Linked DNA regions of Homo sapiens: regions 1, 2, 3, 4 and 5 are each linked to region 6. Evidence: chromatin loops called from intact Hi-C (ENCODE). Cell type or tissue: PC-3. All regions are shown on one strand. Region 1 has its middle 210 kb from the start of UBE2E1. Region 2 has its middle 120 kb from the start of UBE2E1. Region 3 overlaps LOC124909353 (a long non-coding RNA gene). Region 4 overlaps UBE2E2 (ubiquitin conjugating enzyme E2 E2). Region 5 overlaps LOC105376993 (a long non-coding RNA gene). Region 6 has its middle 65 kb from the start of UBE2E1.

Evidence for each region. Hi-C counts contacts between places; a loop is a spot of excess contacts. Peaks named below come from ENCODE experiments on the same cell type or tissue, not always from the same donor. Only the 100,000 strongest peaks of a DNase experiment are listed, where the experiment ranks them.
Region 1: it touches region 6 in a loop (4-fold over the local background); 3 of 110 quality-filtered maps call a loop at or near these places.
Region 2: a loop joins it to region 6, with 3 times the contacts of the local background. A loop is called at or near these places in 6 of 110 quality-filtered maps.
Region 3: it touches region 6 in a loop (5-fold over the local background); 4 of 110 quality-filtered maps call a loop at or near these places.
Region 4: it touches region 6 in a loop (9-fold over the local background); 2 of 110 quality-filtered maps call a loop at or near these places.
Region 5: a loop joins it to region 6, with 8 times the contacts of the local background. A loop is called at or near these places in 4 of 110 quality-filtered maps.

The regions. Positions count from the first base shown.
Region 1 is chr3:23,598,432-23,603,431 of GRCh38, reverse strand. No RefSeq gene overlaps it. Among named protein-coding and RNA genes, the nearest start is that of UBE2E1, 210 kb to the left of the region's middle. In PC-3, no CTCF peak of the experiment used is centred here; a DNase peak (open chromatin) is centred at 3,061; H3K27ac peaks cover 1,097 bases.
Region 2 is chr3:23,683,560-23,688,559 of GRCh38, reverse strand. No RefSeq gene overlaps it. Among named protein-coding and RNA genes, the nearest start is that of UBE2E1, 120 kb to the left of the region's middle. In PC-3, no CTCF peak of the experiment used is centred here; DNase peaks (open chromatin) are centred at 729 and 2,539; H3K27ac peaks cover 2,587 bases.
Region 3 is chr3:23,666,629-23,671,628 of GRCh38, reverse strand. It overlaps LOC124909353 (a long non-coding RNA gene), which reads right to left. Exons shown (of 2, transcript XR_007095844.1): 1 at 1,570-5,000. Among named protein-coding and RNA genes, the nearest start is that of UBE2E1, 140 kb to the left of the region's middle. RefSeq lists enhancers at 1-127, 2,363-3,562. In PC-3, no CTCF peak of the experiment used is centred here; DNase peaks (open chromatin) are centred at 1,578, 2,938 and 3,978; H3K4me3 peaks cover 897 bases; H3K27ac peaks cover 4,172 bases.
Region 4 is chr3:23,577,879-23,582,878 of GRCh38, reverse strand. All of the region lies in intron 5 of UBE2E2 (ubiquitin conjugating enzyme E2 E2), which reads right to left. Among named protein-coding and RNA genes, the nearest start is that of UBE2E1, 230 kb to the left of the region's middle. In PC-3, no CTCF peak of the experiment used is centred here; a DNase peak (open chromatin) is centred at 2,318; H3K4me3 peaks cover 620 bases; H3K27ac peaks cover 1,690 bases.
Region 5 is chr3:23,647,805-23,652,804 of GRCh38, reverse strand. All of the region lies in intron 2 of LOC105376993 (a long non-coding RNA gene), which reads right to left. Among named protein-coding and RNA genes, the nearest start is that of UBE2E1, 160 kb to the left of the region's middle. In PC-3, a CTCF peak has its summit at 4,034 (motif pointing left); DNase peaks (open chromatin) are centred at 1,804 and 2,234; H3K4me3 peaks cover 648 bases; H3K27ac peaks cover 1,643 bases.
Region 6 is chr3:23,738,881-23,743,880 of GRCh38, reverse strand. No RefSeq gene overlaps it. Among named protein-coding and RNA genes, the nearest start is that of UBE2E1, 65 kb to the left of the region's middle. In PC-3, CTCF peaks have their summits at 89 and 294; DNase peaks (open chromatin) are centred at 2,590, 3,230, 4,090 and 4,790; H3K4me3 peaks cover 3,104 bases; H3K27ac peaks cover 4,103 bases.

The sequences.
Region 1 (5,000 bases), 140 kb after region 6:
AAAACTGCCTTTGGAAAATACATACTATATTTAATCTTGATGGGGTCTGAGGGGCATTTCTAGAAATTACATCAAAAGCCAAGAAGGCACTCTCAGCATGAGAATCTCAGGCCCTCATAGGGTGGAAACAGAGAAAGGCTGTGGTCCACTAGGGCTTGGGAGGGGAGGATGAGGTCTAATTACTCTACCGACACAGTACACAGATCAGAGGATCAGAGAGTGACCTTACAAATCACATTTCATAAAAGAAAAAGTGAGGCCCAGAGAGCTGAAGGCCAGACAGCACCAGGGCCCAGGCTGGAACCTGATCCCTGATTCCCACTCTCACATCAGTGAAGCGAACCCTGCGGTGCGGCAGCTGGATAGAGCTTCCTGCAGCCGATTAAAGATGAGGTTTGCAACGCACCCGGGTTCTGTCTTGAGGCTCATGACACACCTGGGTGTCGGCAAACTCTTGGCGATCAGGCATCTTTCTGAGCTAATTTTGGTTTATTCTTAGCAAAAGAGAAAGGTGCTAAGTTTAGCATAAAGATGGTGCTTCCAATTGTCCTCAAACTGTTTGCTAAAGAGAACTATGTTGTTTTCTGGTTGGTTAGTTTTATTTTTTGAAAATATAGTAGTTGCACGTGGTTAAAATTCACATCATGCTAAAAGGTATGTGGTAAAAAGTTTTCTTCCCAGTTCTAACTCACAATATCCGAAATCCCCCCTCTGTAGGCCCACAATTCATCTGTTTTGCGTATCCTTCTAGAGCTGTGAAGGTGGAGTAGCAGCTTTAACACAGACACCAATGAAATATCTGAAACAAATTTCACCAGAATTATATCACTTCTGGGAACAACCCCTCAGTCTCCACGGATCCGGTGCTTCTACCCTACCCCCTACTTAACTCATTTTCTTTCTCGTCCTCTTTTAATTAAATTTTAGCCTTTTTAAGGTATTCCAGGTGAAGAATACTGGATAGGAATGGGGCAAGCAGCTGCAGCCACGCCCACTGGCTCATGAAGGAGAGTCTGGCTGCCCATACGAGGAGATCAATAAATCTTGTCAGAATAAGAATTTGGGAAAGGAGAGAGGTAGATAATAACATTTATTCAGCACCTACTATTTGACAGAAACTTTAAAATATAACCTCATAAAGTGGGTGTTTTCATTTCCAGTTTGTAGAAAGGAACCCAGGGGTGAGAGGTTATGGAACTGGCCTCAATCCCCGCTCGTCCGATTCCAAAGCCCATGCTCTCTTGTCTGCATCCTTTTGGGGACGGGAAATCTGCTGGAATTACTTCCACTTAAGGGAACAATTCACAGTATCAGACAGATCCGGTTCCTTACAGGATAGGCTTCATCTTTATCTTTGCGGTTCTTCTGCAACTGTACGTGGTCTAGGGATGCAATAAATGCATGCATATTGAGTGCCTGAGATCACCAAGGAAGAGAGAAGGAGAGAAGACACAGGATAGAAAACCAGGGATCAGAAACATTCAGAAGTGTGGAAGGTCACCTTTGGGGCACGTGAGATTCGAACCAGAGCCCAGGGAGAAAAGAAGTTCAGGAAGGAGGGTTAACAGCATGGGCTGCTATGGAGGCCTGAAGATCAGCTTCTAGAAGATGCTGTTGGTGCTGATGACTGGTGATCTGTGAGTGGATTCAGTAAAGTGGCAGAAAGGAAGGCAGATTGTGTGTGTATGTGCATGTGTGTGTGTGTGTGTGTGAGAGACAGAGAGAGAGAAGTGCACTTAATGCCGATGTTCACCTCATGTCTTGTTTTCCGGCTACTGCAACTTGATGAGGTTACATTTACCAGGCCTTCATTCTGAAGCCTGGCATTTCTCCCAAGAGTGCCAGTTCTGCCTAATGAGAGCAACTCAAGCGAATCCACAGGAAAGAAAAAGGAAAGTGACATTTTAATTTTATCCAGGCTGAAACACAACTGTACGCAAGGAATGTGCCTGTAATTCTGAATCATGAATGTACCAATGCCTTGCTTTATGGAATAGAAATGTGCTCTGTCCAAATTGGCTGTGAGGTGAATAAACATTACTTTTCCACTGAATTCAGCTATAAAACGACTGGAAATCTTTCCATGGGGATTGGGAAAAAAAAAGAAAAGAAAAGAAAAACAGAGAAACAAACCCACTGCCAGAAGGAAGAGAAGACACAGAGCTGACCATGGCCGGCTCCTGCAGGGCAGAGGTGACTCCGCGCTTTTCTGGGACCGATTTGTGTTGCCTTCTTCCAAATACCCTGATCTGTAAGGATTGCTCTAACTTCCTCCTGCTTTGTTTTTCCCTTAATAGGGAAATACGGGCTATTACACCCAGCGGAGCTGGCATACAATATTTTGCTTTGCCTGGGGTCCATTTGACACAATGCTGAATGTTCCTTACGTTCAAGGGTTTTGGCTGCATAAACTCAGTAATTCCCTACTTCATCAGTTAGTAAATACACAATTATATGTATCAAGTTTACTCGGACTGGGAGGTGGCACAGCACTGTGCTTTTGCACATGGGGCTTCACAGCCACAGAGACCTGGGTTTGAGACCCAGCTCTGCCACTTAGCAGCTACGCAAGCTTGGCTCTGTTAAAATCTCTGGGTTTTTATGTGATAGGGATAAGATACACCTCGGGGGATTACAGGAAGCATTAAATGAAATTACATGTTTGTATATACACACACATACACACACACCTGTGTTTGTATGCATACACACCATGTGTTCGATGCTTTATGCTGAATATTTACTGGGTACATATTCAGCAGGGGTAGTAATTGTGATGATGGTGGTGATAATAACAATACACACACAGAATCTTGTCCCAGTAGATTACCCTTTTATATTCTGCCACAGAGATCTATTTCCATTGCCCAAAGGCACACAATTTTCACAGCTTTCTAAAATCTCAAGCCTTCTACATTAATAGTACTAAAAGAATTTTTTCCCAATCAGAAGGGCAACATTTTTAAATCTACAGATAAGAAATGCTACCATATGCCTGAGAACCTCCGTCTTCCGCAAGTCACATCACCGCCCAAGAATGTACTGTCCAGGGTGTCTCATTACTTTGTTAGCCAAACAAAATGTGGCCAGAACTATGGAATGTGTGTGCTGGCCCACGTGCACCTGTTTGTACATATGATCACAACTAAGAGGATCTTTTTACAGAGTAATGGGAAGGTGTAAGGAAGGGTCTGGAACCCAGGGGGCCGAAATCCTGACAAGGTCAGTCTTCCCAGCTGGGTAACCTGGGGCAAGTTATTTAACCTTTCTGTGGCAGTTTCCTCACTTGTAAACTGTGGGGTGATTATGCCTCTCTTACAGGGCTTATCCTGGGGATTAGAGAAGGAGATGAATGTAAAGACCGTGGCACAGGCCAGCATGCTAGTGATTCTTCTCTTCCCCTTCTCAGGACACCCCGTATTGCCTTTACTGGTAATTCAGACTACAGAATTTCCTCAATTTTCAATACTCGTGGAGAAATACAGTGGCGCATATATCCAAATTGCATAAACTCAGTAGTTTTCAAAACCTGAGTCATGTGGAGAGTAATTCTTCTACTCAGAATGGCAGGAGATCTGTTCCAGTTACAGTAACTTGACTACGTTGTCAATAACGAAACTTTAAAGACTAATCACACAGTGAAATGTATTAATACCAGACAGCCCACTATTTCATCTGTAATTACTACCTTCCATCCTCCTCTTGCCTGTGGACCCCCATGACAGGGATGGATTTCAGGATCCATCACTTAAATCAGTTCCTCGCAAGTTCCTTCATTAATTCAGTCCCTTAATTCTCTTATCTGGCTGTCTGCCTTCTCTTGTTTGTGTGCTGAATGAGCTGAACGCTGCTGGACAAAGCCACACAACTTGGCTGACACTAGATTTAACTTCTTTTAGGTCATGAGTTCACACTCCTCGTGGACACTCAACCTTGGTTGGAAATCCTACCATGTTTCTATAAGGTCACTCTTCTCTTTCTGAGATGACTATTTCGTACTTTCTTCTCAACCTCCCACATTCCCTTCCCGCCTCCTAGAAGGTGATCTTGCTTTATTCTTTATTCAGAAAATAGAAACTGTTAGGGTGACTCTCTCATCTTTCCATTTCCAAACAAACAAGTCTCCCTGCATCTACACCAGCCCACAGGATCTTCCTTCCTGCAATGACAGAGGTTGCCCTTCCTACCAAAAGGCTTGTGACCCCAGTGCGTCCCTCCTTAGTGCTTTTCCACCTGTAATGTGTGTGTGAATTGCCTGGGGAGTTGTTAAAATGCACAGTCTGATTCAGCAGGTCTGGGCCAGGGGCCCAAGATTCTGCATTTCTAACCAGCTCCCAGGTGATGTCAATGATCTGAGCAGCAAGTGTACATTCCCTTCCCTTCTTTCTCTTTTAGGTCATTTTTATCATCATAAGCAGGCTCTAGTAGCTTCCATTTTTAAAGCTCCTCCCTTGATCAAACATCTCTCTCAAACTACCACCCCAGTCCATCTCCTTTTATTTTATTTATCTACTTTTTTGAGACGGAGTCTTGCTCTGTCGCCCAGGGTGGAGTGCAGTGATCTCGACTCACTGCAACCTCCGCCTCCAGGGTTCAAGTGAGTCTCCTCCCTCAGCTTCCTGAATAGCTGGGATTACAGGCGCCCGCCACCACGCCCGGCTAATTTTTGTACTTGTAGTAGAGACGGGGTTTCACCAAGTTGGTCAGGCTGGTCTCAAACTCCTGACCTCGTGATCCACCTGCCTTGGCCTCCTAAAGGGCTGGGATTACAGGCGTGAGCCACCGCGCCCGGCCCAGTCCATCTCCTGTTAAAACAATTCTTACTGAAACAATTTTCTACCCAGGCTGCTTCCACCATTCCAAATTTTACCTTTTTGCTATGTCTTTTTCTTCTGATTACAAAAGTAATGCACATTCACTTTTAAAAATCTAAACTTACCAAAATGTATCATACAGAAACGAAACTCTATCCTCCCTTAGGTAAGGCTTAGTTATTTTTT
Region 2 (5,000 bases), 55 kb after region 6:
TTTGTGCTTCAGCCTCCCAAGTAGCTGGGATTACAGGTGCATGCCACCATGCCCTGCTAATTTTTGTATTTTTGGTAAAGATGTGCTTTTGCCATGTTGGCCAGGCTGGTCTTGAACTCCTGACTTCAGGTGATCCATCCACCTCGGCCTCCCAAAGTGCTGGGATTACAGGTGTGACCCACCATGCTCAGCCTGATCATTAGCATTTCTTAGCAATAAAGAATTTTAAAGTTAAGATTCCCCCTTGAACCAGGCTGAGAAAATAAATAAATAATTAAATTAAGGTACATACTTTTTTTAGACATAATGCCATTACACACTTAATAGACTACAGTATATTATAAGCATAACTTTTGTTTTTTTTCTTTTTTTTTGAGACGGAGTCCCGCTCTGTTGCCCAGGCTGGAGTGCAGTGGCACGATCTCAGCTCACTGCAAGCTCCACCTCCCGGGTTCACACCATTCTCCGGCCTCAGCCTCCCAAGTAGCTGGGACTACAGGTGCCCACCATCATGCCTGGCTAATTTTTTTTTGTATTTTTAGTAGAGACGGGGTTTCACCATATTAGCCAGGATGGTCTCGATCTCCTGACCTTGTGATCCGCCTGCCTCGGCCTCCCAAAGTGCTGGGATTACAGGCGTGAGCCACTGTGCCTGGCCTTATAAGCACAACTTTTATATGCACTGGGAAACCGAAAAATTTGTGTGAGTCAGTTTATTGTGATAGTCACTTTATTGGTGTGGTCTGGAACCAAACCCACAATATCTCTGAGGTATGCCTGTTTAGAAATAGATATCAATACAGATGTCTATACTCATATATTTCACAGCATGGCTCATAAATCCCCCTGAACAAGCTCTTAGATTTTATTTTATTTTATTTTATTTTATTTTATAGAGACAGGGTCTTATTGTCACCCAGGCCAGAGTGCAGTGGCACAATTATAGCTCGCTACAGCCTCAATCTCCTGGGCTCAGCCTACTGTCTCAGCCTTCCCAGTAGCTGGAACTATAGGCATGCATCACCACACCTGGCTAACTTTTCATTTTTTGCAGAGACAGGGTCTCACTATATTACCCAGGCCATTCTTCAGATTTAAATCGAGGCTATATGTGAGATGGGATAGCTTGTGCAGAGCAGACACCTCCCACCAGCCCCTAACAGCTCTGACCAGGGCCTTCTGTGTAATGTTTAATTAGTTACCCATCTTTGCAAAATGTGATCTGTTACAAAGTATTTGCTGCTCCTATTATAATCACTAGCATTTGTAGCAGTAATAGTGCAGCAGCATCTCCACCATTTCGGCCTGGGGATGGGTGGGGAACAGTGTTCCTGGCATGGGGCTTTGGAGCAAGACAGACCTGGGTTGGGATCCTAGAACCATCTTTCATGCAGGTTCAACTTAGAAACACCACCTCCTCTCTCAGTCCTAGTTTCCTCCTTTGTAAAATGGAGATTAGAATACCTACCAGGCAAGGTTGTGAAACGCATGCAGAGAATCTATGAAGCAGATATCTAGCTCATGTCCAGGATACAAAAAAAATGGCAGGGTCATTTAGAAAATGCACTTTCTTAGGCTGAGCTGAAAGGAGTGCTTGGGCCAAAGGCCCCCCCTGACTTCTTCCCCAACCTGGAAAAGTCCAGGCTCACCCAACTGCTGCCACTCTAGGACAGGGATAAGTGTGAACTTAAAGGGTTAAGGAGATCTGGCTTCAGAAGCAAAGTGCTGAGGGGAAAGCAGGAGGTGGGCTGGGAAGGGGCCCTGGGCACTATTAGCATGCAGCTGGTAAATGCTGCCCACCGATCCAGGCTCAGCTGTTCCTCCTCGCAGAGCCAAAGGAGAAGGATGAAAAAACGGTGGTCAGAGCTGTTGGTGGAAGGGGTCTTTCTGTGGGAGCTGTTCCATCTCACACACAGCCCTGATTTAAATCTGAGAAGGAGCCCCTGGAGGCAGTTTTGTGAGCCCTGCAATGCTAATTAACTCCACTGTTATATTTCAACATGAGAGTCCCTCTAGGATTGGAGCACTTCTTTCTCCTGGAAGAATTTTAAATTTTGCACCAGTGTATAAAAGTCTCTGCCAATACTGTGGGCAGAGGGGCCTGAAAGTAGAATCTGCAGAATTTTCTGGGTGAGGGTTCAGGTGGAAAGACTGGTCTCTCACAAGTGAGAAGTTGACAACACACCATAACCATAATTGTCTTTCGATTTTTCATTTTATTTAAACCACTCTCTAGCTTACTAAGTTATGTTTTAATGGTTAGAGCTTTTAAAAGGGAAAAAAAGTAGGGAGGGGAACCCCCAAACCAATGAACTAAACCTTGAGAGAATGGAAGCCACGTGAAGGGACTGGTGAGTTCATGATAAATTCCCTGCAAAAGCAATTCCAGAAAATTTAAGTTCCCTCTGCCAAATGCCTGAACTGTCAGGGAGCCAAGAGAAAAAGGAGGGACCAGATGAGACATCTCAGCAGGGGGCCCGTCCCTGCCAACCAACAGAACCAACTCCCCCAACTTGATCTGATCCCAGAGAGGATCGGGTGATTCAAAAGTCAGGAAGACAATTGTTCAGGGCCTTCTGGATTACTCATAACTCATGCCCTGACTCACCAAGTTGGACTCATTCCAGGCAGAGAGGGAGTGAGAGGCTCAGGGTGAGTGCACAGAACTGGCCGCCTCACCACTGGCAAACCAAGATCCCAATCTACGTGACAGGGACTGTGGACTCTGGATTCTTGTCCATGGGGTGAAAGATAACTGCAGTTTATGAAGATGGTCATAACCCCCCAACACCCAAGACTGAGTTGAGAGGCAGGCTCAGGTATTCCAATAACTGATTGGCATCCTAAAGGGGGCAGAGCTTCGCGGTCCCTGGCTGGGACAGTGGGAATTTTATTGTGGGTAGGGAGTAAGAGCAGCCTGGTTATTTCAGCGTCTAAGGGTTACACCGAGAGTTCCTTTAGACATGCTCAGTCCAGCTGCCATATGGTAGGTGCCAGTCACAAGTACTACTGAGCACTTGAAATGTGGCTGGGCCGAATTGGGAGGTATAAAATACTCACCAGACTTCAAAGACTGAGTATGAAAAAACAATGTAAACTATCTCATAATTATTTATATTGAACACGTTGAAATGGTAGATTTTTAAATATATACTGGGTTAAATAAAATTTTTAAAAATAATTTCGGGCTGGGCACGGTGGCTCATGCCTGTAATCCCAGCACTTTGGGAGGCTGATGTGGGTGAATCACGAGGTCAAGAGATCGAAACCATCCTGGCCAACATGATGAAACCCTGTCTCTACTACAAATACAAAAATTAGCCGGGTGTGGTGGTGTGCACTTGTAATCCCAGCTACTCAGGAGGCTGAGGCAGGAGAATCGCTTGAACCTGGAAGGCAGAGGTTGCAGTGAGCCGAGATCGTGCCAACTGCGCTCCAGCCTGATGACAGAGTGAGACTCCATCTCAAAAAAAAAAAAAAAATCATTTTTCTTAACGTGGTCACTAGGAAAGTTAAAATCACATATGTGACTCACATTTTATGGCTCACATTTGATTTCATTGGCCTGACTGCTTTAGACACATTAAGGGTCATCTCTTCTAAGGCAAAGTGATTAAGAACAAAGGCTGAGGCTGGGCATAGTGGTTCACACCTGTAATCCCAGCACTTTGGGAGGCCAAAGCGGAAGGATCACTTGAACTCAGGAGTTTGAGACAAGCCTGGCAACAAAATGAGACCCCATCTCTACAAAAAATAAAAAAAAATGGCTGGGCATGGTGGTGCACACCTGTAGTCCCAGCTACTTGGGAGGCTGAGGTGGGAGGATCGCTTGAGCACAGGAGATCAAGGCTGAGATGGCACCACTGCACTCCAGCTTGGGAGACAGAGAGAGAGTCTCAAAACAAAACAACAAAACAACAACAACAACAACAACAACAACAACACAGCCTGTGGATCTTGACCATTTAGGTTGAAATTTTGGATCTACCATCAGTTGGTTGTAAGATTTGTTCAAGTTTTCATGTCTTAGTTTCCCTATGTGTAAAATGGGGTTAATATTAGTACATAAATAGGTGAAGCTTAAGTGAGAAGATATACCCCAAAGCACTACAACTGTCTTTGGCACATAGCGAGCATTTAATACATAGTTGCTTTCCTTAGTATCTAGTCTGAAAAGTTTCTCATAAGATGGGGTGGAATGGGAGGTATGGAGGCGTGAGATTGTAGCTCTTGATATCTACCTTTGATCCACTGGTCCTACCATATTAACTTGTGAAAAGAAGCTCCTTCTCCACATGGATTTCATTTGTGAATTTGGAGACTGAAGGTCAGAGAGGCTCTCTGGCTTTCTTAGTAAGGCAAAATAAGTCAGCCAGCTCAGAATGGGACACTTGGGGTTCTGCCCTGAAACTGGAGGGTGCAGGGAGAAGATATCTCACTTGGTGTTAGAAGACCTGGGCCTAAATCCTGCTGTTTGACTCTCATGAGTCTCCTTACTTGTACATAAGACTCCCTGAGAAGGCTTCCAAGTCTGTACGTCATTTAGAGAAGCCCCAAGGTTTTGATGAGCACCTACTATGTGTCAGGCACTATAGGAAGAGTAGGATACCATGAGGGGCTTCCAGTCCAAGAGGGAAAAGTCGAAACAATTCTTTATAAATGTTCACATTTTTTAAAGTATACAAAGGATGTGAAAGAAAAATATAGGAAGCTGGGTAGGGTCACACCAGGGGATCCTAACTAAACTACGGGAATCAATCAGGGCTTTTCTAGGGTATGATTATTAACCTGAGACCCCGGCTAAATAAAGAAGGGGAACATATCACAGGCAAAGGGACTAGAAAGAACAAAGCCCCTAAGGCTCCAGAGACTGATGGAATATCTGGGCAGCCAGGGTACATGAAGGGAAGAGGCATGTGATGGTTAATTTTGTGTGTCACCTTGGCTAGGCTATGTGCCCAGCTGTTTGGTCAGACACTAGTCTGGATGTTGCTGTGAAG
Region 3 (5,000 bases), 72 kb after region 6:
AATACAATTTAAAATGGGCTTCCTCAGTCGCACTGGGCACATTTTAAGCGCTCAGCAGCCCTTGCCATCACTGTGGAAAGCTTCACTGGGCAGCACCGCTAAGTACAAGGAGATATTGCGACAATTGGCAAAATTTGAATGCAAAGCCGGTATATGTTTACAGATTGAAACCACTGTATCCATGTTTTTTCCTTTTTTTGTTTTTTGAGACAGGGCTCTTGCTCTGTCGGGCAGGCTGGAGTGCAGTGGCTACACTCACTGCAGCCTTGACCTCCTGGCTTCAAGCGACCCTCCCTCCTCAGCCTCCCAAGAAGCTGGGATCACAGGCACTGCTCCACCATGCCTGGCTAATTTTTTCATTTTTTTTTTTTGTAGAGACAGATCTTGCTATTTTGTCCAGGCTGTTCTCGAACTCCTGGGCTCGAGTGATCCTGCAGCCTCGGCCTCCCGAAGTGCTGCATTACAGACATGAGCCAACGCCCAGCCATGTTTCCTAATTTTGATCCCTGTCCTGTAGTTACATAAAATAATGTCTTTGTTCTCAGGAAGCATAGGTGGAAATATTTAGGGGTAAATGGGACATGATGTCTGCAACTTAGTTTCAAATAGTTCAGAAAAAAAAATGTAGATACATAGAATGATAAAGCAAATGTGGCAAATTATTAACACTGGTGAGTCTGGGTGCTATTCTTGCAACTTTTCTGTAAATTTAAAATTATTTCGAATGTGAGGATTAAAAAAGGAAAAATGAAGAAACAAAAACTCCAGAGAAGCTAAGTTAAAGAGTTGAAGTTAAGGAAACACTAAGAATGTATCCCAAGTGGCAGCCCTCACTCTGGGTAGGGACTTCTCATCTGACAGCATACTTCCATGGGCTTAATTGCCCACATAATTATCCCCACCCATACCCCTGGTGGTCCTTTGGAATTCTCACTGCCCTCATGGTGCCTTTTTACATACTCGCAGGGCAAAGCTTCCCAAATTCCAGGACACTCCATTCTTTGTTTTCAAGACCCAGCTCTAGACCCCATTCCCTGAACTTCAGTAATCAGTGTTTCACCTGGAAGAGACTCGTCAGAGCAGTATATATATATATATATATATGTGTTCCCAGCTGCAGCTGAAACAGTTTTCATGCATTGAGTAAAACTGTGTGGTGCACCTGAGGGGCGTTCTTGGTACTGGGATGCCTCAACCTACCCATCTAAGGATCACTGCTCTAAGAATTTTTAAAACTGGTTTGTGCTTACATCCTTATGTATAATTTTACTTAAAGGTGTGACTGTAATAATAGACATGGATTTACTTTCAGTGGAGTTTTATTTGTTTGTTTTGCTTGTTCTCCCACAACACTTTTCTCTCTTTCCTTGGCTTCTACAAGAGGGCACAAATCCTGCTACTTTTGCCTTTATTGCAACCCCCACAGATCCCTGGCTTCAGACACATAGAGCTGTCTGTCCACACTTCCTGGCACTGGGCCTGGAGGAGAAAGGAGCTGTGGTCCTGGAATCCCCTGAGCTGGTTTTCTATGTAAGTCTCTTATTATGAGAGCACCTCATTCTTACTCACCTTTATTAAGCAGCAGGGCACCGGATGTCATGGTGGTCACAGAACCTGCAAGATGTTGTCATTAAATTCAGCAAACATTTTTTGGGAGTCTACTTTTGGGCCCAGGCACTCTGCCAGGTGCTGCTGATACAAACATCATCAACAAGATCCTGCCTTCGAGGAGTTCCCAGGCAGCAAAAAACAAAGAATAGGATAAATGGTGTTTTTGTGAGTGCCATGGTAATACTGGGCATGGGGCTGGAGCAGGGCCTCACCTGCGGGAGGCAAACCCCACCTTCTTCACTGCAACAGGCTCTCTCAGCATATAATTTCTGACGTCATCAACGCAGCATCTTTTGATGTACACTCCTCCTCAAACTTTCATCTCACGTGTAACAAGCATCCATTGTGATCTCAAGGTCCCAGCCTTTCTGTAGCTCCCAACTAAAAGGCAGTTTCAATTCAGACCAACCGGAGTCCAAAATAAAGGGTCCAAGACAGGAACGTGTCTGCTCCTCTTTGTGTAGATAGAAATTGTTTATTGCTCTAGCTCTCTTCTCTTTTGTGAAAGCTCCACGCTTCTTTTCAAAATGATTCCCATTCTTTGCAGAGTTGTCTATTAGCTGCCTCCCACAGCCATGCTCAGGCTTTGAAGTTTATGGATAACTCAGCATTTCTTCCCTGTGGATATGAGAGGCACTTTGAATCGGGCATGGTGGTGCGTGTCTGTAGTCTCAGCTCCTTGGGAGGATAGCTTGAACCCAGGAGTTCAAGACTGCAGTGAGCTATGATCATGTCTGTGAATAGCCAGTGCACCCCAGCCCAGGAAACATATTTTTTAGAGACCTTGTCTCTAAATAAAATAAAATAGAATAAAATTTAAAGAAGCATTTTGGCATCAAATAAAATACTCAAGGTAGGATATGTGCGTTTCCCCTGCCAGCAATAGCTTAAACTGTACAACTGTACAAAGAAGTGACAGTGACTTCAGGCACACATCCCATTAAATCCAAACTAAATGTATTCTAAACTGAATGACCCCTTAGCAGAATTTTCAGAAATGCACTTGGACATGCCAACGTCCACCACTTAATAGGAGGGGAAGTCAGAAGAGAAAGAGACAGGCATCTTAACCTACTGCAGAGAAAAAAAAAAATCTTACTTTTGTAAAATTGACAAAAACATATGATCCTGTGACTATTCATTGGGCCCCTACCATGGCTTCCAAGGGCAAACAAGGGCCTCTGAAGCTCAAGTTTCAGTAGCTCGCTGGTAAATCCACCTCTGCTTACATCGAAATGTTCTGAATGAGTCACTCTTATAAAATCAGTGACTCCTACTAAGCATTTCCTCAGAGGGCCTTTGATTTCAGAAGCTGTCTCTGGAAAAGGCATTCCTGGGATCCCTCCTTTTCTCCAGGACATATTAATGAATTGACTTGGAGCCAAGACAGCCTTGACTTGGAACACCAAAGCTCTTTTAAGTCCATGGGGCTCAGATTAGGTTGACCAACTACCTGGGTTTGCCCAGTATGTCTAGCTTTATCTCGGAAAGTCCCATATTCCAGGAAATCCCCTGAGTCCCAGGAGGAATGAGATGGCTGGTGACCTACCCTGGGCTCTCAGAGGAGGTGTAGATTTAACGAGCACACACACTTTGGGATTGCATGGCAACCTGCCTTCCCAGCACAGCCTTGAACATCTTAACCTTGAAAGCAGTGGAAACCAGCTCTAAATCAGACTTAAGCAGGAAAAGGATTTATTGAAGGGATAGTTTTCTCTCTCTGCTTCTTTGCCTCCCACTGTGAGCGTCAAAGCCCTGGGCAGGGGCATCTGATTTGCCATACTGAGACACATGTCCACCACAAACTCATGTTTGGGGCAGGAATGAAGCAAGAATCTGCCTTCTTTTTTACTTCTGTGGTAAGTGATACACCCTATCAATCCCCAAACATATACAGTGGGTGTCTTAGTCCATTCAGGCTGCTGTAACAAAATACCTTCAACTGGGTAATTTATAAACAATAGAAATTTATCACTCACAGTTCTGAAGGTTGGGAAGTCCAAGATCAAGGGACTGGCAGACGCCATGTCTGGTGAGGGCCTGTTTCTCATAGACAGCAATGAATGACTGCATCCTCACATGGCAGAACGGGCAGAAAGCCTCCCTCAAGCCCTTAAACTATCCACGAGGGTGGAGCCCTCATGACCTAATCACCTCCCCAAATCCCCATCTCCTTTTTATTTAGTTTCCACATACAGCAGTGACAAAGTCCCCATCTCTTAACACCATCACCTTGGGGGTTAGGTTTAAACACATGAATTTTGGAGGGACACAAATATTCAGACCATAACAGTGGGGAAGTCCCCGAATTTAGGAACAAGGTTCAGATGACTGCCATGCAAAGAAGCCACAAAGTAAACAATGAAGAGTTTATGTTGTACAGTCACATACCACATAACGACATTTCAGTCAGTGAGGGAGAACAAATATAACAGTGGTCCCATAAGAATGTAATGGAGCTGGAAAATGGCTATTGCCTAGTGATGTTGCAGGTGACTTAACTGTGTTATAGTTACATGTGTTACATGTTTGTGATGATGCTGGTGTAAACAAACCTACTTCACTGCCAGTCATATAAAAGCATTATGCATACAATTATGCACAATACATAAAAAACAACAACAAAAAAGAAAACAATAGATAATACTTGTTTTTTTTACATATTTACTATACTGTACTTTTTATCGTTATTTTAGCCTGTACTCAGCAACCCTGTTGCCCTTCTTAAGGATACAGATATTCCTGAGGGTACGGACATTCCTAAAGTTATAGCTGGGCTCTGTCTTTCTTATACCTTGTTCCAAGAGGCAATGCTCAAAAATGGCACAGACCACCCAATCAGAAGGGATGCTGACTATAAACAACTACAATCATGTGCCACATAACGCTTTGGTCAACAATGGGCCGCATGTATGACAGTGGTCTCCATATATAAGATTATCATGGAGCTGAAAATTCCTATCATCTAGTGACGCAAAGCTGTTGTAATGCTATTGTCATTGTAACATCATAGCACAACACATTACTCATGTGTTTGTGGTGATGCTGGTGTAAACAGACCTACTGCGCTGCCAGTCAACTAAAAGTCTAGCTCATACAATTATGAATAACACATAGTACTTGATAATAAATGACTAGGTTACTGGTTTATGTATTTACCATACTATACTTTTTATCATTATTTTAGAGTGTACTCCTTCTACTTAGAAATATGTTAACTGTAAAGCAACCTCAGGCAGGTCCTTCAGGAGGTATTCCAGAAGAAGGCATTGTTATCATAGGCGTTTTCAGCTCCATGCATATTACTGCCCCTGAAAACCTTCCAGTGGGACGAGATATGGAAGTGGGAGACAGTGATATTGATCATCCTGACCCTGTGCAGGCCTAGG
Region 4 (5,000 bases), 160 kb after region 6:
ACACACACACACACACACTCAACAGAATAAACAGACACTCTACAGCATGGGAGAAAATATCTGCAAACTACGCATCTAACAAACGTCTAATATCCAGAGTCTACATGGAACTTAAATTTACAAGCAAAAAACGAACCCCATTAAAAGGTGGGCAAAGGACATGAACAGACATTTCTCAAAAGAAGGCATATATGTGGCCAACAAGCATAGGAAAAAATGATCACTGATCATTAAAGAAATGCAAATCAAAACCAAAATGAGATATCATCACATACCAGTCAGAATGACCATTATTAAAACGTCAAAAAATAACAGATGCTGGAAAGGTTATGAAGAAAGTGAATGCTTATACACTGCTGGTGGGAGTGTAAAGCGTTTCCACAAACCACTGCGGAAAGCAGTGTGGTGATTTCTCAAATAACTCAAAGCAGAATTACCATTTGACCCAGCAATCCCATTACGGGGTATATCCAAAGGAATATTTCTATCATAAAGAAACATGTATGTGTATGTTCACCATGGCCCTATTCACATCAGCAAAGACATGGAATCAACCTAAATGCCCATCAATGGTAGACTATCTAGATAAAGAAAAAAACCGTGGTATATATACACAATAGAATGTTATGCAGCCATAAAAAAGAATGAGATCATGTCCTTTGCAGCAACATGGATAGAGCTGGAGGCCATCATCTTAAGCAAACACAGGAACAGAAAACAAAATACCGCATGTTCTCACTTATAAGTGGGAGCTAAACATTCAGTACCCATGGACACAAAGAAGCAAACAACAGATACCATGGCCTACTTGAGGGTGGAGGGTGGGAGAAGGGTGAGGATAGAAAAACTACCTATGCTTATTACCTGGGTGACAAAACCAACTGTATATCAAACCCCTGTGACATGCAATTGACCTATATAATAAATCTGCACATGTACCCCTGAAACTAAAACAAAAAATCCAGACTAAAAGGGATAAGCAGCAGCTAAGTGGTAAGAGGAAAGTGAATCCTGAGGAAATGGAGAAAAGACAGGCAGACTGCTGAACTGCTGAATGACTCTATTTGCAAGACCAAAGAACATTCTATCTTGGTTGGTAGGTGGTATGGAAGAAATTACACGAAAAATTTTTTTATTCCCCTTTCATAAGAAAACATACACATCTTGAAGAAACACAAAGATAGTATAGCATAGTGGAAAAGGGCATGGGCATTGGATCCAGAATGTCTGGGTTTTTAACTTAGTTCCACCACGGAGTCAGGTCACCTTGGGAAATTACTGTGCCTCAGTTTCCTCAACTGCAAAATGGGGAGAATAATGGTACCTACACTTCATAGTTTGTTATGAGAATTAAGTGAATTAATCCTTGTAAAGCATATACAAATTGAAAACAAATATGTATTTGTGTGCATCTTTTAAGAATATATACCTGATTGTCTTCTTAAAGACATTCTCTTCAGATAAAATCCAAACTCAGCATGGCTCCCAAGGTCTTCTGTGATCCAGACTTTATCTTTCTAGCCTCCTCCCCTCATGCTTTAACCATAATAAATGACTTTCAGCTTTTTAAATAAGCCCTGCTCGAGGATGCCAGGAGTTTAAGATGAACCTGATCAATATAGCGAGACCCCGCCTCTACATAAATTTTTAAAAATTAGCTGGGTGTGGTGGTGCATGCCTATAGTCCCAGCTACTCTGGAGGATCCCTTGAGTCCAGGAGTTCAAGATTGTGGGGAGCTATGGTTGTGCCACTGCACTCCAGCCTGGGTGTCAGAGTGAGACCCCACCTCAAAAATAAATAAATAAAAATTAAAAAAATAATAAAAGGACCAACAATTTCACCATTTACCTGAAATAAAAGCCCTTTGCCATATGCAAAACGTGTTTAACATGAATCAGATCTGACGTTAGATAGGAAGTTACGTGACATTACCATAAGGATTTTTAAAACTTAAGATATTTTGTAAAGTTTGGGATATTTTCTGGGACATCTGATTACCTGAATCAAGTTATTAAAATATGCAATAAAAAAATAAGCCCTGCTCTTTTATGATTATGTTTGTTTGCTTATGTTGGTTCCTCTGCCTGGGATAACCTTTTCTACTTTTTTACCTGGCAGGCTTCTACTCATTTCTCAACATTTAGTTCAAGCATAGCCTCCCTGAGGATGTCTTCCAGGGGCTTCCTAGCAGTCTTATGTGTCCCATCTCTGATTTGTTTGTTCATATCTCTATCATTGCACTGCAAATACAGGCATACCTTGGAAATGTTACAGGTCTGATTACAGACTGCCGCAATAAAGTGAATGTCACAATAAAGTGAGTCACACATATTTTTTGGTTTCCCAGTGCGTGTTTATACTGTAGTCTATTACGTGTGCAATAGCATTATGTCTTAAAAAAGTACATACCTTAAAAATATTGCTAAAAAAATGCTAACAATCATCTGAGCCTTCAGTAAGTCGTAATCTTTTTACTGTTGGAGGATCTTGCCTTAATGTGGATGGCTGCTGACTGATCAGGTTACTGAAGGCTGGGGTGGCTATGGCAATTTCTTACAATAAGACAACAATACAGTTTGCCGCATCGATCGACTCTCCCTTTCAGGAAAGAGTTCTCTGTGCATGTGATGTTGCTGTTTGACAGTATTTCACTTACAGAACTTCTTTCAAAATCGGAATCAAGCCTCTTAAATCCTGCCACTGTCTTATCAGCTAAGTTTATATGTAATATTCTAAAAACTTTGTTGTCATTTCAGTGTTCAAACAATCTTCACCAGTAGATTTCATCTTAGGAAACCACTTTCTTTGCTCACCCATAATAAGCAACTCTTCATCTGTTCAAGTTTGTTCATAAGATTATAGCAGTTCAGTCACATTTACAGGTACTACTCTAATTCTAGTTCTCTTGCTATTTCCATTACATCTGCAGTTATTTCCTCCAATAAAAGTTGTGAAACCCTCAAATCATCCACGAGAGTTGGAATCAACTTGTTCAAAACTCTGGTTAATGTGGATATTTTGACCTCCTCCCATGAATCACAAATGTTCTTAATGGCACACAGAATGGTGAATCCTTTACACAAGGTTTTCAATTTACCTTGGTCAGATCCATCAGAGAATCGCCATCTATGGAAACTATAGCCTTAGGAAATAGTATTCTTTTTTCTTTTTTTTTTAAGAGACAGGGTCTTGCTCTGTTGCCCAGGCTGGAGTGCAGTGGTACGATCGTAGTTCACTGTAACTTCGCGATCCTGGGCTCAAGTGATCCTCCTGTATCAGTCTCCCAAGTAGTTAGGACTACAGACACAAACCGTCATGCCTGGCTAACTTTTAATTTTTGTTGTTGTTGTTGTTGAGAAAGGGTCTTGCTATGTTGCCCAGGCTGGTCTCAAACTCCTGGCCTCAAGTGATCCTCCCACCTAGCCTCCCAAAGCACTGGGATTACAGATATGAGTCACCACACCCAGGCTTTTAGGTTTTTTTTTTTTTTTTTGAGATGGAGTCTTGCTCTGTTGCCCAGGCTGGAGTGTAGTGGCACGATCTTGGCTCACTGCAAGCTCCACCTCCTGGGTTCACGCCATTCTCCTGCCTCAGCCTCCTGAGCAGCTGGAACTACAGGCACCTGCCATCATGCCTGGCTAATTTTTTGTATTTTTACGGGGTTTCACCATGTTAGCCAGGAAGGTCTCGATCTCCTGACCTCATGATCCACCTACCTTGGCCTCCCAAAGTGCTGGGATTATAGGCATGAGCCACCACGCCCTGCCTAGTTTTCTTAAATAATAAGAATTGAAAGCTGAAATTAATCCTTGATACATGGCCTTCAGAATGGATGCTGTGTTAGCAGGCATGAAAACAACATTCAACTCTTCATACATCTCTATCAGAGCTCTTGGGTGACCAGGTGTATTATCAACCAGTAGTAGTATTTAAAAATTTTTTTTTAACTTTTAAGTTCAGGGGTACATGTGCAGGATGTGCATGTTTGTTACACAGATAAACACGTGCCATGGTGGTTTGCTGCACAGATCATCCTATCACCTAGGTATTAATCCCAGCATCCATTAGTTATTCTTCCTGATGCTCCCCTTCCCTGCCCCCTCTGACAGGCCCCAGGGTGTGCTGTTCCTCACCATGTTTCCATGTACTCTCATCATTCAGCTCCCATTTATAAGTGAGAACATGTGGTGTTTGGTTTGTTTCTGTGCTAGTTTGCTGAGGATAATGGCTTCCAACACCATCCATGTCCATGCAAAGGACATGATCTTGTTCCTTTTTATGGCTGCACAGTATTCTATGGTGTGTATGTATCACATTTTCTTTATCCAGTCTATAATTGATGAGCATTTGGGTTGATTCCATGTCTTTGCTATTGTGAGTAGTGCTGCAATGAGCATATGTGTGCACGTATCTTAATAACAAAATAATTTATTTTCCTTTGGGTATACACCCAGTAATGGGACTGGTAGGTCAAATGGTATTTCTGCCTCTAGGTCACTGAAATATCACACTGTCTTCCACAATGGTTGAACTAATTTATACTCCCATCCACAGTGTAAATGCATTCCTTTTTCTCTGCAATGTTGACAGCATTTGTTGTTTTTTGACTTGTTAATAATAGACATTCTGACTGGCATGAGATGATATCTCATTGTGGTTTAATTTGCATTTCTCTAATGAGTGATTTTGAGCTTTTTTTCATATTTTTATTGGCCACACGTATGTCTTCTTTTGAGAAGTGTCTGTTCATGTCCTTTGCCCACTTTTAAATTTTTTTTCTTGTAAATTTGTTTAAGTTCCTTGTAGACTCTGGATATTAGATCTTTGAGTACTAGTATTTTGAAAAGAATCTTTTTTTTTTTTTTTTTCTGAGAGGTAGGTCTCAACCGTGGGCTTAAAATATTCAGTACGTCATATTAAAAAAGATGTGCTGTCATCCAGGCTTTGTTCTTCCACTCAGAGAGCACAGGCAGAGTAGGCACAGGCAAGTTTTTAAGGG
Region 5 (5,000 bases), 91 kb after region 6:
TGGGATTGCTGGGTCAAATGGTATTTCTAGTTCTAGATCCTTGAGGAATCGCCACACTGACTTCCACAATGGTTGAACTAGTTTACAGTCCCACCAACAGTGTAAAAGCATTCCTATTTCTTCACATCCTCTCCAGCATCTGTTGTTTCCTGACTTTTTAATGATCGCCATTCTAACTGGTGTGAGATGGTATCTCATTGTGGTTTTGATTTGCATTTCTCTGATGGCCAGTGACGATGAGCATTTTTTCATGTGTCTGTTGGCTGCATAAATGTCTTCTTTTGAGAAGTGTCTTTTCATATACTTCACCCACTTTTTGATGGGGTTGTTTGATTTTTTCTTGTAAATTTGTTTAAGTTCTTTGTAGATTCTGGATTGGATATTAGACCTTTTTCAGATGGGTAGATTGCAAAAATTTTCTCCCATTCTGTAGGTTGCCTGTTCACTCTGATGGTAGTTTCTTTTGCTGTGCAGAAGCTCTTTAGTTTAATTAGACCCCATTTGTCAATTTTGGCTTCTGTTGCCATTGCTTTTGGTGTTTTAGTCATGAAGTCCTTGCCCGTCCCTATGTCCTGAATGGTATTGCCTAGGTTTTCTTCTAGGGTTTTTATGGTTTTAGGTCTAACACTTAAGTCTTTAATCCATCTTGAATTAATTTTTGTATAAGATGTAAGTTTCAGCTTTCTCCATATGGCTAGCCAGTTTTCCCAGCACCATTTATTAAATAGGGAATCCTTTCCCTATTGCTTGTTTTTGTTAGGTTTGTCAAAGATCAGATGGTTGTAGATGTGTGGTATTATTTCTGGGGACTCTATTCTGTTCCATTGGTCTATATCTCTGTTTTGGTACCAGTACCATGCTGTTTTGGTTACTGTAGGCTTGTAGGATAGTTTGAAGTCAGGCAGTGTGATGCCTCCAGATTTGTTCTTTTGGCTTAGGATTGTCTGGGCAATGTGGGCTCTTTTTTGGTTCCATATGAACTTTAAAGTAGTTTTTTCCAGTTCTGTGAAGAAAGTCATTGGTAGCTTGATAGTGACGGTATTGAATCTTATATTACCTTGGGCAGTATGGCCATTTTCATGATATTGATTCTTCCTATCCATGAGTATGGAATGTTCTTCCATTTGTTTGTGTCCTCTTTTATTTTGTTGAGCAGTGGTTTGTAGTTCTCCTTGAAGAGGTTCTTCATATCCCTTGTAAGTTGGATTCCTAGGTATTTTATTCTCTTTGAAGCAACTGTGAATGGGAGTTCACTCATGATTTGGCTCTCTGTTTGTCTGTTATTGGTGTATAGGAAGGCTTGTGATTTTTGCACATTGATTTTGTATCCTGAGACTTTGCTGAAGTTGCTTATCAGCTTAAGGAGATTTTTTTTTTTTTTGTAGAGATGGGGTCTCGCTATGTTGCCCAGGCTAGTCTTGAAGTTCTGGGCTCAAGTGATCCTCCCAGCCTCCCACAGTCCTGGGATTACAGGTGTGAGCCAGTGCTCCAGCTAACATTTATTTTAAAAACAAAATCAGCATGTTTTTTCTCCAGGAGAGGGCCACATGCAGAAGCTGCCCTTCCCCTAAGCAGTGGTGCCCCTAGGGCTTGTCAATGCCGGTGGAGGGACAGCAGGCAAAATGGCCTAGCCCGACAGGGAGGGGTTGGGGAGGACAGACTCAGAACACTCTGGAGAAAACGGAAGCTTGCAGAGTGGTGATGTGGAGACGCCAGGCTTCTCTTACTGCCTGGTCCCCAGCCCACCCTACATCAACTCATAGGAAGCACAAGATGGTTTGTGAATCACTGAAGGGTCATGAGTAACTAGAGGGTATTGCTTCAAAGGAGAAAAGTATTTAAACAGGATGCTTCATATGACTGTTCCCAGAGTGCAAAGGAAAAAGGAAAAACATCAAACTCTTCAGCAAGGTTCCCACACGGGTAGGGGCTGGTTTATGGCTTTGTTTTGCTGTCTTGAGTTCACCCTTGTTTTCATCTCTTTATTTGTCCAGTGTGCAAAATCTTCACACTTCCACCTCCTTAGGAAGGGAGGCAAACCTCGCCCACCCCTTCAGCAGTTGGTCTTGCTTCAACCTGGCAGGCACAGAACAAGTAACCTTCAGCAATCCTTTCCCCGCAGTCTGAATTAGTTGGTGTGGAACACTCCAGGGAGGGCTTTGGCACCTCAGGTCACATGTGTGTTTTCTCTGTTAAGTAGGTCAGTCATGCCTCTTTATTCTTTCTGGATTTCATTGCATGGCTCAGCTGTGAGCAAGATCTACATCATCATATAAATCTAAATAATACATGTTGACTCAACCAAAAACTATGATGCAACTATATTGGGAAGATAGAAGAGGAAGTTTGCATGTGAGTGGTGGGGGTTGGGGGTCAGGAGCAGCACCAGGGAAAGGAAGGAGAGGTGAAGCCATGCTCAATCCTCATTTTCTGTGATAGGAAGAAATTGGATTATACCTAAAACTGAAAAATCAAGAAATAACAGTATCAACACATTATTGAGAAATTTAAGTATAAACACCAGAAGAAATGGCCAGAAGACTTGCAAGGGGTTGCCTCTGGAGAGGAAGATGTAAAGACAGGGAGACCATAGGTAGAGACTGCTGTTTTTCATTATTAGCTTTGTAGTGGTATTTAACTCTTAGAGCTAAACAAATGTGTGATTTTGAAATAAAATAAAATAAAATAAGGCAAAAAACAAAGTCATCCCCCGCCTGAAGGTCATCTTTCAGCTACATAAAACCTTGAAGTTACCCCTTGTCTCTCTCCTGGGTTACATCAAATTCACAGACAGGATGTGTATCCCATTTCTACCTAGAGTGAGTTAAGGGGTAAAGGGGTAAGTAGGCTTGGTCACCCTATTGGGGGGTATCTATTACTGATGGCTCATCAGATCACCTTGGGAAGAGAACACAGTCACAAAGATAATTTGTCGCCATTTGTCTTTTAATGAGCTGGTATCCATTCTGCTCTGAAGAACAGTGACTTGGTTTATAACAATACATAAGCACGAAGTCAGTGCAATATGAGGAGCTTCCTAGCAAGGAGAGTAGAAAAGAGTGACTCCTCTCCAGAGCGTTTTCTAGGGAAAGCTAAATGGCTGCCTAGCAGGGGGTGCTCTGGGAGGGACTCCTGCCTGCCACGGGGGAGGGACTAAACCAGCTGTCCTCCAAATTCTGTCCAATTCTGAGACTTTAAGTTGTTCCAGAAAAAGTTCTTAGACTTTTGCTCATTACACTGCTGCATTTGCAGTCCTTTAACCCACAGGATTGAGGGTGAAAAGATTGGGAATGCAGCAGTATAATGAACAAAAGTAATGAAAACTCACAGATAACTCTGTGCCCCTTCTTAACTGCACTCTTCCTGCACGGTGTGGGACATTTGTCAATTCTGATAAGAGGAAATTGGAAGCTACGACCTGGTATATATTTGTTTTATATGCTGTCATCATTACTGCCTACTTTTAAAAATGGAGAAAAAGAACTGATGTCATCCTGAAAACCAGTATTAAATCTGTCTTCTTTGGCACCACTGTGATTTGTGAAGTCTTTTGATATTCTGGAGATCCCTGTTACACAGGAAATGGCCCAGCTCTGAACTCAGAGAAAGTGTGAAAAGTCCAATACCAGTTTCTTAGTAAGTTAAGCATGTCTGAGCTGTTCTTATAATCTTGAAATACACGAATCACCTCTCCCAGTGAACAGCAGATTAATTGCAGGGTGTGGAGCCAACAGTCAGACCTTGGTCCCGAGCCCAGCTCTGCCACACAAGCTGTGCGACCTTGGGCAAGTTACTCCATCTCTCTGGATATCAGCTTCCTCAACTGAAAACGGGCATAACACCTGGAGCAGTTAGATGCTTTCAGTGTAAGAGAAAATCCAACCACATTAACTTTCACATAAGGAAACAGATGGGCTCACATATCTGGGCGTCTACAGATTGTGAGGTCATCAGGATGGTTGGTCCAGCTTCTCAGTGATGTCCTCAAGGACCCAGGCTCTTTCTGACTCCAAGGCTGCCATCCAGTGTTGGATCTGTTCTAAACAGGGCTGCTCTCAGGGTCACAGGATACAGCCACAGCAATTAGGGCTCCTGGTTTTCCCGTTCACATTTAGCTGAAGACACAAACTGCTCTTCCTGTGGCTTTTTCTCTAGCCCAAGCAAACAGGTTCCCAGAAGCCCAGCAACCTTCCCCTGAATCTCATTGCGCCAGATTGGTTACAAGCTCATTTCTGCACCAATGACTACCAAGGTAATGAGATTACTCTGACTGGCTTAGATTAATCAGGCCCACCCTGTGGGCCTGGTGTCCACATCCCAAATCCCATGGCTGCCACAACAGAGGAGAGTAGAGCAGACAGAGGGAGACCCACCCCAATGCCTGTGAGAACATCCACCACACACGCAAGGCCATTGGGAAGCTTAAACAAGAGGACACAAGTAAAAGCACCTGATAGGGCAGGCAAACAACAAGCCATTTCCTCTCCAAATACATAGTCAGCTCTCCAAAGAAAATACAAATACTTTTCTGAGAAATGAACTGTCTAATTTGTATGCTATGTTGCACCAGGCTGAGCTATTAGAAAGCATCCTGAGAGACTTCGATGGAGTACACCGAGACTTGATCACCCAGAAGCACCAGGAAGCTTCTGTTGGAGGCACAGCGGGGCCAGGTTTAATTAACTACCCAACATAGCATCCGCGGGGGCTTGAAATGCCAATATCAGGGTCTTCCTCTGGGGCCTATGTTGGGCCTCTGTGGCAGGCACATGATCATGGTGGCTGACCCAATATTCTTCCCCAACTTTTTCTCTCTAAGCTCCCTTCCAGGGATGCCACATGCTCCAGCTGTGTGGTCAATGAGACCCAAGAGAAGGCTGCTGTGAGGCTCACAGAGTGTTTTGGTTTTCTTGCTAGAGGTGCTGCCACTCCACCTTTCTCCTTGCTGACTGCAGATGTGATGATTGCAGTGGCTGCAGTGATTGCGAGGCCACAATGGC
Region 6 (5,000 bases):
GGTGAAATTGGCCTGTTTGATTCCGCCACGTGTCTGTCTTTGCATCTATCCTTAGTATCTCCCTGACACTTGGATATTGACTCATCTACCCCCCAAAATAACCGATTTGGGGGGACAGATGAGTCAATAAATCCCTGGACACAAAATAAGCCTAAATCCCAGAGGGCTCATAACTGTACCCTACTGTCTTAGGGAACGGGAGGGGAGGTCTCTTAGCTCTGGGGAACTGCCAGCCCAACCGCCACTCTTCAAAGGCAGGTGGAAAGGTATTTCCACCGGAGCCTGCAGGGTGCCCGGGGCAGACAGCGACATGTGGAGGCGGCGGGGGGTGGGGCCGTGGATGGCGGCGCACCACCGGCCTGCATTTAATAAGCGCTCCCTACCAATTTTTTAGGATCTTGGTGACAGGTTTATTACACCGAGGATAGGAAATTTCAGTGGACACGAGCTCTCCCGAGGAAAGGTCTCACAGTTGTCCACTGAAAACCAAGTGAGTGAATGAATTAAAATGTGCCTGAATTCCATTCTTTAAGCCTCTGTCAGCAGAAGCCGGAGCAGCGCAGCGCAAGCGTCCAGTGGTATTCATCAGGTATTTTATGAAACGGAATCTTCAAAGTTCTGTACATTTACTTAAATATAAGCTACAGCAAGACAAAATAAATAAAAATTTAAAAAACGGAATGAATAAATATAACTCAAATAACAAGCGTCTGCTTTTGCCCGGGAAGACAGCCAAGTGGTATGCATTTTGGATTAATTTTTTACAAGGAAAACAAATTAATTGCTTAGTAAATATAGTTTGCTAGACAAAAATCTCTCAAAACGTGGGACAAAAATGATTAAAAATGGTAATTAGTGATTCACTCAGTCTGTTTATTGTTTAAAAGTTGGCTACTTTAGCACAAGAGGCAAATATTTGTCTTTATGTTGGCCTTCAAAGTATTGATATATTTGAATAAAGATTAGGCTGACAATCAGGGTTAACATCCAAGATTTGCTTGAAGCTGGAATTAACTGAAGTCACTAAACTCTGGTGCAGAATCCAAAGCCTAATTCTTGGCAAAATTACTGAAAGATTTAGGGTGTTACAGTATTGGTGGGTGTTACAATATTGGTAGGTGTTTCTGATATTGGATTTCTATGCCGGGGGCCCCTGAGAAACTTCTCAGCCTCTGGGTTAGCAGAGGGGGTGGCACTCAGTTACTCCGCTGTTTGATTTTACCTAAATGTGTTTTTGAAATATTTAAGGAGAGCAAATTTCCAGATTGAAACTGCTTTCCTGGATTCTCTCGAAATGCCACTTGAAAGTTTGTTCTTGATCTGCAGCCAAATACAAGAGAACCAAGTTGGGCTGGCATATTTGTATACAAAGGTTGTTGTTGTTTTTCTTTTCCTCCTATGACCCAGCAGGGAAGGATGGTCACCAGTGAAAGAAAAACAGAGGTGAGTTACAGAGCACTCGCATCTGACACCTGGAAGGGTCCTTAGCCTGATCCAAATCCTTCTATGTATAGATCTGGTAACAGAGTGAATAAGAGTGCTGAGTCCTATTATTCCTGAACAGGCTTAGAATCCAAGTCTCCCATCCTAAATCCAATGCTCAGTCTACTCCATGCTTTCCCTAACGCAGTTTCTCAGAATACCACTTCTGTATGGCATTAACAGATGTCCCCCACCTCAAGGGGTTCTGTGTTCAAATGCTGGTTACAACAAATTTAAACAAACTGCTTTTTCCTCTTCCAGGAATTCTCAGAATCTTCTGTTTTTGTTTTTGAGACAGCATCACGCTCTGTGGCCCAGGCAGGAGTGCAGGGACATGATCATAGCTCACCGCAGCCTTGAACTCCCAGGCTCAAGCAGTCCTCCCACCTCAGCCTCCTGAGTAGCTGGCACTACAGGTGCCCACCACCATGCTCAACTAATTTTTAAATTTTTTGTAGAGACAAGGTCTCTTTATATAGCCTAGGCTAGTCTCGAACTCCTGGGCTCAAGGATCCTCCCGTCTTGGTCTCCCAAGGTGTTAGGATTACAGGCGTGAGCCACTGCACCCAGCCTTGGAATTTTACTATAATGAATATACATTAAAACTCTCTAAATGGAAAAACAGGGAACCCTAAAAATGTTAGATGATTTCATGATTTTACACACACCTAGCATGCGATTTCCCTCCAAATAGTTTACAGAAATGCTGCCAAGAAACAGTTCATATGCTAAAAATGAATTCATTTCCAATGCTGAGGAGTCCATTCTGTCAGTTCCAAGGATACTATTTTCAGGAAATAGAAGAAGAGCTCCTTGCAAAGTATGGTGGGAAAGAGGGCCCTTGTACCCACTTTTAAGTAATTGTTCACTTTAACTCCTCTCTCTACCTGTTGCTTGATATTTTCAGTAAAACAAGTTGAGGGCTGGAAAAGCTGGACTGTGAATAAGTTAGGGCTCAGGTAAGAAGGGCACCATATTTAAGGAAGCACTCGCTTTCTGAATTATGCAACTGCTAACCCTAAACTTACATGAATCCAAGAGCGAGTGCCTCCTTAAATGACGCACCCAAGGCTCCTGGCATAAGTGGTGTGTACACAGGGGCATTGGGTGTGGTCCCCAGGGAAATGAGTTCATTTGGGACTAAGTAATCCAGGACGTGCTGAATCAATCACATTCTGGTGAATAAAGAAAAATCTGGCATTAGGTCAATTCTGTGGGACACACAGGACTGGAAACATCACGACAGTAGGAGGTTGCCGAGAAAACAGGCTGGTCTGGGGCAGAATACCATCTATAAGAAGGTGATGGCCGGGCACAGTGGCTCATGCCTGTAATACCAGCACTGTGGAAGGCTGAGGTGAGAGAATTGCTTGAGTCCAGGAGTTTGAGACCAGCCTGGACAACATGGTGAAACCCCACCTCTACCAAAATAATACAAAATATTAGTCAGGTATGGTCCCAGCAATTAGGGAGGCTGAGGTAGGAGAATCACTCCCGGGAGGTGGAGGCTGCAGTGAGCCATGATTGTGCCACTGTACTACTACAGCCTGGGTGACAGAGTGAGACCCTGTCTGAAACAAACCAAAACAAAACAAAACAAACTAAACTGAAAAAAAAAGTGACAATGTTTTGAAAGATGCTGGTTTTACTTTGTGGCTTAGAGGACTCATTATCAGAAAGGGGGATGTGAATAAATACCTGAGTCATCAAGGAAGGGGAGGGGTGAACGGAAAGAATGACTGCCAGGTGGGGAGAGAGGGTGGACAATACCAGGCTTCCTGAGGCAGAAAAATCCACTCACAGAAGGGACACAGTGTCTCTTTTTTTATGAAGCAATATGAGGAGTCTCCTCTACTCCTTAGATGATTCAGAAGCAGGCACTGTGTGTAGATTTTATTAGATATCCTCAAAGGTTTATTTTTATGAGCTGGAATTTAGCACTTTGCATTTGTAAAGCAATTAATAGTGTATATGTTAGTTAATATCCCATTTTTGGTTCAAGAGCAATATTTTGTTACTTAAAAATTAATAGCAATATCACAAAGGGCTTATAAAAAGAGATATATTACTCCGATAGGCAATTCCATATAATGCTAAGTTTTTATTTGCCATTACTTTAATTACTTAGATATTATTTTATATGTTTTCATTATTTTAAAGTGCCTTGGGAGTATGAAAGATGTCTTACAGATAATGTATTCCATTTTAGCCAGAACAGCCTAATCATAAGTAGCTGTAGATTAATGCATTTATCACATAAAATTTCTTTTTTATGTTCTGTAAGCAAGTAAAATTGATGTCTTGGAGAAGACTGATACCTCCCAGGCCATAGAGCTCTTCCTCAATGAATATTTCTTCATTAGATTGTGAATATTTCTGAAAAAGGAAAAGAATAAACCTAACAATAAGTAAAATGAGCCATACAGCAGCATGACAAACATTAGTAAGAGCTCGTGCTTAGAAAACAGTTCACAGCCTCTGGACATGAAATATCTATTTTAAACTAAATTGGGTCCTCAAATTCCACAGGCACAAATTCTTCTCCATTTCCTCATGGATGGGTAGATGGGACTGTTTGTTCTGTAGAGGTGGCAGTGTTTCAGGGAGGGTTTAAATGTCCACAGAACCATGTGGTTTTCCTTCAGCAGGCAAACTCTGGAGATAAATGTGACTCATGGTCATGATCCCTCAATGAGGGTTTTTAAAAATAACCTAAATCCTCTATTTTTAGAGAACCTGCCAAGCTGCAGTGCTGCGGGTTCCCTTTTTTTTTTTTTTAAACAGAAAGTAATTAACAATCTCTAATCCCTGAGGAGAATGGATATCACTGAAATTCCTGATATGGAAGCAAAAATGCACTGTCTTAACCAGAGGACACGGCTCCTGAACAAAGAGGGTTACCCTCCACGCATTGCCTGCCGTGGAAGAAGACAGCTAAATCCAAGGATCAAATCAATCAGAGAAAAGCAAATAGTTTTAAACTTCTAAGAGGTGTGATAAATAAGTGGGGGCTGAAGCAAAACTGTTTAAAAGCAGCTGAGTCCTTTATTTTTAAACAAGAGTTTCCCTGATGACTTGAGTTCATTTGTTATTCAATCACTTCCCAGTCAATGCTAAAGGTCTGAAAGCTTTTGGTATGTTTCAGTGGAATAATTTAAGTGCTCTAATAGAAAGACCAGAAGGGCGAATTATACAAATTTATTCTGAGTCAACCAAAAATTTCACAAAATAAGAGAACCTGTGGTTTGAGAAGAAAGAATGTACATCAATGGGCGTGTATGCCATTCCATACACGGGATGCCATTCCAATGGACAAAGACCTTTAGTCCAGATGACAAATAACTCAGGTGTGTGGCTCCACCCAGACCCTAATTTCACAGTTTCATACTAATTGAGTCACATATCATGACTGTGGTGGACCTGTCTCTGGGCATTTTCCAATTTTCAGTGAAGTTCATTAAAAAATTACAGAGGTTATCCATTTGAAAATGTTGCTTGGTTGACACTTTCTTTGAAGA